2 separate regions of the Homo sapiens genome follow, and region 1 is linked to region 2. A link is a contact called in ENCODE Hi-C or POLR2A ChIA-PET data. All regions are on one chromosome and are shown on one strand. The core of a region is the stretch at or near the end of the contact, and the rest is flanking DNA. Distances in the headings are between cores, read along the strand shown. Region 1 overlaps ZNF423 (zinc finger protein 423). Region 2 overlaps ZNF423 (zinc finger protein 423).

What was found. Hi-C counts contacts between places; a loop is a spot of excess contacts on that map. ChIA-PET counts read pairs that join two places held with the same protein, here RNA polymerase II (POLR2A). Pooled maps may share reads with other maps.
Region 1: a loop to region 2 is called in a map of endothelial cell of umbilical vein, with 3 times the contacts of the local background. The contact joins two enhancer-like sites. A Hi-C loop is called at or near these places in 7 of 168 maps with a recorded cell type or tissue (Ramos, Right ventricle myocardium inferior, cardiac septum and 4 more) and 4 of 50 pooled maps. POLR2A ChIA-PET finds 5 or more read pairs at or near these places in 1 of 52 experiments (H1).

What each region holds. Positions count from the first base shown.
Region 1 is chr16:49,827,407-49,830,844 of GRCh38, forward strand. All of the region lies in intron 1 of ZNF423 (zinc finger protein 423), which reads right to left. Among named protein-coding and RNA genes, the nearest start is that of ZNF423, 27 kb to the right of the region's middle. RefSeq lists an enhancer at 974-1,521. Within about 2 kb of position 1,353, at least 8 of the 41 ENCODE cell types and tissues checked have a DNase peak (open chromatin) inside an H3K27ac peak, as active enhancers do.
Region 2 is chr16:49,753,200-49,756,862 of GRCh38, forward strand. The region is part of intron 2 of ZNF423 (zinc finger protein 423); the gene reads right to left. Among named protein-coding and RNA genes, the nearest start is that of ZNF423, 100 kb to the right of the region's middle. RefSeq lists enhancers at 753-1,411, 1,412-2,070. Within about 2 kb of position 1,495, at least 9 of the 41 ENCODE cell types and tissues checked have a DNase peak (open chromatin) inside an H3K27ac peak, as active enhancers do.

The sequences.
Region 1 (3,438 bases), core at 103-2,602, 74 kb after region 2:
GGCAGGGGTTTGGATGTTTCTCACTGCAGCAGCAAGAACCCTACCTAGTCTGGGACACGACAGACGCTCAGTAATACTTGATTGGATGGAAGAATGAATGAATGAACAGCTAACTTTTTTTTTTTTTGAGTTGGGGTCTCATTCTATCTCCCAGGCTGGAGTGTAGCGGCTCAATCATAGTTTACTGAAGCCTTGAGCTCCTGGGCTCCGGCAATTCTCTCACCTCAGCCTCTCGAGTAGCTGGGACTACAGGCATGTGCCACCACGCCAGGCTAATTTTTGCATTTTTATGTTTTGTAGCAATAGGGTCTATGTTGCCTGGGCTGGTCTCACACTTCAGGCTTCAAACAATCCTACTGCCTCGGCCTCCGGAAAAATTGTTATGTTGCCTTTTTTTTTCAGTGGGGGTAGAGAAAGAGCTATTCCATTCTTTTTCTGGGGGTAGAATATCCCCTAACCCTGGGATTATAGGCGTGAGCCACCATGCCCAGTCTGAATGATTAACTTGAAATCACTCTTACACATTTATTAAAGCAGCCCCAAGAATCTCTTTTTACACACTTTCTTAGTGACCCTAGTATGAACTGCTAAAAGAACTTCCTGGAAGTACAAGTGCAAGCCATTTCGTTGACTCTTCTCCGATTCAGACTTTTCACGAAATTCACAGTGGCCTCCTGCCCAAAGAGCACCACCAGATGGCCCATCTCCAGGGTCCTGACCCCACATTCCAAATTCAGGCATTTTTCTTGAAGAGCATTTATCACTCAATCAAGCCACCCACCCTGCCAACCCTGAATAACACCACTTACGGGAGGCTCAGCCATCGCTGCTTAGAATCTCACTTGTCCTCAAATATCTCCTGTTTATCTTGGTAACAGTCTACATGAATAGTCCGTTTGTTGGAAGAACATAATATTTTCCTTGGCTTTTAGGCAACAGTCTGGCAAATGAGCATTTCCCCATGTAACTTGTGATGGCTTTATGCGAGCAGTTAATTAGAATTACACAGACATGTTTATAGAAGTTTAAATGAAGCATAGTTCGAGTTTGTGAAAATATATATAATTACTCACACCGACACTTCCCACTGAAAAAGAAAAGGCAACATAACATAAGCAAGTTCCCTAAAAGCAACAGCAGGGGCCTAGAAAAGACTCCGCCAGCTTAAACAGCTCCACTTTGAGGGACTTGGGGAGACCAAACCCTGTTGGGGAACCCACAGACCCACCACCAAATGCTTTGCTCATTAGACTCACACTGCAGCCAACAAATTCCCCAAAGAGCCCCTGGGCGGGCGCCATGCTCCAGGCGAGTCCTGTGTGGATCCTTGTACATACACTACAGTCCCGCCCACGCACACGCAGAAAGGCCATCATCTGTCCCACAACCGGCTATGGAGGAGAGGTCTGGAGACCCAGGGAGGCTCTTTCTCTACCCCCAGGGAGAATGAACCGTATTTTTGGCAGGCTGAGGACTCAAATTAGGGAGGCTTCATGGCAGGCTGGCCTGTGGCCTTCAAGACCCTTTCTAGCCTGGTTCCACTCGCCTCCTGGTCTGATCCCTGCTCCCGCTGGGCCCTCATTCACCCTCCAATGTTGCCAACCCAGCCAGAGCAAGCCGTTTTCTCCTCTATCCCCAGTCCCACACCAACAATGCAGCAGCACCCATATCATGTGGCTGTCCCCAGACCCACGTCATCTGAGCCCTGGGGATGGTCAAGCCGGCTATTCCAGGCAGTTACTCAGATTGCTTGTTAAACTTGAAGGAATCACAGCCAACTCTTTCCACCTCTGTGTTGTGTAGAATGACCAACTGGCTCCCAGATCAGCCTTACAATCTGGCATTGGCAATCCTCACAACGGAACTGCTTTCCCAGGAGTGGGCTGGGCTAGATACCCCTGAAATGGAAGGATCCCACTATCTCATGGACAGAGGGAGTCCCCAGCAGTGTAAACGAGCCCTCCTTCTTTGAGCCCGAGAGTTGGAGGTGGCAGTGAGCTATGATCACACCACTGCATTCCAGCATGAGTGACAAAGTGACACCCTGTCTCTAAATAAAAATGCAAAAATAAAAACTGTCCTGGAGCAAAGTGACCAAACCTGTGCAGAAAGGGTCAGATCCAGATGTCCAGACCAGCATCCATGTTGCCCCCTGGCTTCAGCGGGCACCTACCAGCCAGGAAGGCGGCTGAACTGTGTCCAGACTCCCTTCCTCAGCCCACTCCGCTGCACAGGTTCACCACTGCATGCCCTACCTCCAGATTGGATTTTTTCACAGAAGTGGCCCTTGGAGAAGCCCTGCCAGCAATCCCAACACTGTCAAGAGAAGTCAGCTCCATGGGCTCATGGAGAAGTTCTTGTTCTTCCTCAAAGAACAAGAAGAAATGTGGGGGCTCCAGTGGAGAGGAGGACAGAAACAGGAAAAAAGAGACAGGAATTCAGGTAAGATGGGGGACAAGCGGCTCCTTCATTCAGTCAATATCTCCTAAATGCCAACTACATGCCAGGCACTGTGAATCCCTTCTCCATCCCACTAACCCTTTCTCCTGAAGCCTAGGGACACAAGAGTGGGCAAGTCAAACCTGGCCCCTGTCCGGGGACAGTCGAGCGGCCACTGAGGAAGGAACTGTAAACAAGTGAATACATCAATAAATTCCTACTGAGAACAACTCACATGACATTAAAAAGAGCAAGAGAGAGACAGTAACAGCAGTGGGCCCACTTTGGGAGAAGGGTCAGGGAAGGCCGCGCAGAAGAGGTGACATTGAACCTGAGTCCAGAAGAAGGAGAAGGAGCCAGGCAGGCTAGTACAGAGGAAGAGTCTCAGTCACGGGGAAAGCCATGCAGAGGAAAGAACGGCACAGTCCTAGGACATGAGTTGAGGCCGGGGGACTGATGAGATGTGAGGGAGAGCTCCCATGACATGAGGGAGATGCTCCGGAACCTTGCATGGGAAGAGACAGCCGCTCACACAAGCTCCCCCAGACAGTGCTGGGTGCTCCCCAGCAGCCTTTCCCCCTCCTTCTTTCTTGCTGGCCTAATTCAAATTTTGCTTGAACATCCCCAGATTCACTAACTCCAAAGGGAGCTCCGTATGTTGGCCTGAGATTGGTGCAGGATGTTCAAGGGATGCCGTTGTCAACACAGTGAGATACAAGGGAGGGAACATGGGGACATTTAGGAGAGGTATCTTTCCCCTAAAGACAGGCCTGTGTCAGGGAGCTTCTCTCTCCTGGTCTTTGGACACTGATGTGTCGGGGGGTGATGTCTGGCACCACAGCAGCCATTTCTTCATCATGAGGAGACAAATCCGAGGGCACCAGCCAATGAGTTGAGCAGGACAGAGCATAAAGACAGAAGGCAGCTCGATCTCTGCTGACAGTACTGAGCTGCTCAGCTAAGTTCTCTGCAGCCACACTCCTCCACACTTCTCATCCT
Region 2 (3,663 bases), core at 245-2,744:
TGCCACTGCACTCCATCCTGGGCAACAGAGCAAGACTCTGTCTCAAAGCAAAATAATAATAATCAGAAAATCTCAGGGGGTGATAAATGCAAGGCAAGTATTGAAACAAAGGTGATAGGAGGCTAGGCGCGGTGGCTCACACCTATAATACTAGCACTTTGCGAAGCTGAGGTGGGAGGATTGCTTGAGCCCAGGAGTTTAAGACCAGCCTGGGCAACATAGCAAGACCCTGTCTACAGAAAAAAAAAAAAAAATTAGCCAGGCGTGGTGATGTGCACCTGTAGTCCCAGCTACTTGGAAGGCTAAAGCAGGAGGACTACTTGATCCCAGGAGTTAGAGGCTGCAGCGAGCTGTGACTGCACCACTGCACTCCAGCCTGGGCAACAGAGTAAGACCCTATTTAAAAAAAAAAAAAAAACAATAAAAGGTGTTAGGACAGGAACTGTTGAAAAGCAAAGAGGCAGCTTCAGCTCTGGCTATCAAAAAAGGCCTCTCTGGAGAAAGGACATTTGAGCAAACACTTGAATGGCACGAGGAAGCCAGGCATTTGGCTGGGCATGGTGGTTCATGCCTGTAATCCCAGCACTTTGGGAGGCCAAGGCGGGCGGATCACCTGAGGTCAGGAGTTCGAGACCAGCCTGGCCAACATGGCAAAACCCCGTCTCTACTAAAAGTACAAAAATTAGCTGGGAATGGTGGCGGGCGCCTGTAATCCCAGCTACTCCAGAGGCTGAGGCAGGAGAATCACTTGAACACGGGAGGAGAAGGGTGCAGAGAGCTGAGATTGCGCCACTACACTCCAGCCTGGGCGACAAGAGCAAGACTCCGTCAAAAAAAAAAAAAAAAGCCAGGCATTAAAAGGTGGAGGAAGAATAGTTTGTTTATGCAAAGGCCCCAACCCAAGGCCAGGTCAGGTGGGGTTTCATAAAGAAACGGGGAGAAGTTTGGCTTTAGTAACTCCTCCTTGTTGAGCAAGGCAGTGGCATTGCCCCCACCTAACCTGCCCTCTCTCTACACACTTTTAGTTTTCAAAGCATTCATCATTGCATTTATCAGTTCCCTCCTGCATTCAATCTGGCGTAAGCTCCAAGAGGGCAGGAAACCTCCATCCAGGGTCATTGATTAATCCCCGATGCCTAGCACAGTGCCTGGTCCAGAAGAGATTCTCAATAATGTTTGTTTAATTAAGTAATTATAGGCACTCAGTAAGTGCTCAGTAAATGTGATCATCAGGGCTGCCAATAGGGATCAAGCTGCTTTGGAATGAGATGAGACTCCCATCCCTGGAGGCATCCAAGCAGGACCTAGAAGAAGACATGCTAGGGACCCTCAGACCCAGAAGAGGCTTCCAGGTCCTCTTCCACTATGAAAGCTGTCAGGTCTGCCCTATGCCCAGTGCAAGGGATGGAGGGGCAGCTCGGGCTGCCTCAGGGACAGACAGCGTCTCAGCAGCCGTAACACATGTGCACCAAGCCGGAGAAGCCGCCTGCATTTCTCAATCACTAGAGATGTATTTGCACCTCAAAGTGCGGCCTCCTGCACTGCTTAATGAGGAAAGCAATCATTATGGGGGGCTTGCGGGCCTGGGGTCGGAAGGAAAGAAAAAACTTTTTTTGCCAACATTGTGTACAGAGTGCCAGGCAGAATGGACTTAAATCCTCCCTCAAAGGGCCCCCTGGGCAGGGCACTTCCTGCAGACAATTGGAACTTGGCCTGTAGGGTTCAACTTCCTTTGTGTTAACTAATTTCTGACTCAGGGTTTTCAGCTATTTCTTTCTAGAACAATACACTCACTGCAACAGTCCGCCGGTGCGGCTATCTTCCGCGGTGGCAGCGGCACGCTCTCCCCTGCCTCCCTCCTCAGCAGGAGGGGAGGGAGGTGTGAAAAGCCATCGAAAAGAGGTGGCTGGGAGCGGTCAAGCCCTGTCCCCCCACAAGTGCAAGTCTCATTTTCAGCTCTCTGGAGCCAGAATGCAAGACAGGACCCCAGGAGGGGTCTCGGAGCCCCCAGGATTTCTGGGCAAGCAAATAACAAAGCAGGCGGGAAAAGAGGGCACAGCCCCCAGAAGAAAACCTTCCTCCCTCGGTCATTAACCGAGCCCACCAGAACCCTCCCGCCTCCTCGCCCGCTTTCCCGTTTCTGTAATCTTTTTCTAATCTGCTTGCCGCTTCCTGCTTCCTCCAAACCACCTTAATTGGGAACTCTTTAGTTCACAAGGAAAGTTCATTTCTGCTCTCTGAGGACACCTATCGAGGGTAAGCCAGGCTCTTCATCATAATTCTTACCAGACATGGCTAATAATGACCCTCTTTCGCTAATGAAAAAAACACACACATGCACACATTGTGGCTGCGGTAATTAAGCCTGTGACGAGTTGAGTTGGAGAGAAATTAGATTTATTTACACGCTGTTCTGTTGCTGATGAAGCACAAGCTATCGGGAAGCTTTCTCATTAACCCTCGTTTACAGGGTGTGTGCTCTTTTGTGCCTCTACGAACCCTCTGTAAATTGTAGTTGGTTAAAAAATAATAATAATTAGCCATTCTTAGAGTGGAGTTTTCTCCTATAACTCTGTTAATCCTCGAGTTACACTGCCCAGATGCTGATGGTAATAAAATGCCCAAAGGACTTCAGGTCTGAGCTGCAGCCACATCAATGCATCAGCCAACAAGTGTTGCCGGAATGCCTGCCACCCGAAGACCCTGTGCTAGGGACCCGGTGGAGTCAGAGACGGCCCTGCCTCGGAGGAGATCATGAAATCTTCCTACTGGAAAGGAACTGGGTGAGTGGCTGATTGAGGCAGAAAGAATGATGCAGGGGCCAGACTGAAAGCCAGGCTGAGTCCAAGGTTCAGGTAGAAGAAATAGGGAGCCACTGGAGGTTTGTGAGTGAGGGAGGGGAGGCAAATGCAGTGTTTAAGCAAAATTAGATGACAGCCCACAGAGATGACTGGAAGGTTTCAGAGACAAGGGTTTTCAAAACGGACTTGCTGTTTTGAATCCTGGGGGCAGCCTGCATCAGCCCAGGCCGCCTATCACCAGTTACGACAGCCTGTGAGGTCTAAGAGGCTCTAAGTGTGTGGCCCACCACTATCTTAATGACAGCTCTCTCTTTGGAGGGACTGTCATTTTATTAAACACACATACAGACATTAAAATGCTTCCCAATTTCAGAAATGTTAGGCAATGACAAAATACACATCTTAGAATGAAAACAGCATGAACATCAAGCGCTTGGAAAACAGCCTTTTGGAAGGCCAGTCCCCGCCACACTGATACGGAATTGGACCCCTCCCCGGAGTTCCAACACTGGCCTAGACAAAGAGCACCCGGACTGCCACAGATGACTCCATGGCACCTTTCAGGGGCATCTTCCCACCAAATGCGTGTCTCGAAAGGTCCCTGCCCATCCCTTAAGCTTGGACCCAGGGAAGCTTCAAGTTGGAAGGGACCTAAGAGACCACCTCATCCAGCCCAGCTCTCACCTGCATGGAAAGGAGGAGGTGGCAACCATCACCACCTCCCAGGGCACACGGGCAAAAAGGCACGGGTCATGGGTGGGCTGAGAACAGGGGGAAGCACCCATGATGAGTTCGGACACTTGTGAGCACCCCTGAGGACAAGTCCATTGCGAGATGGCGGGGGGAAGCCAGCATGCGCGGG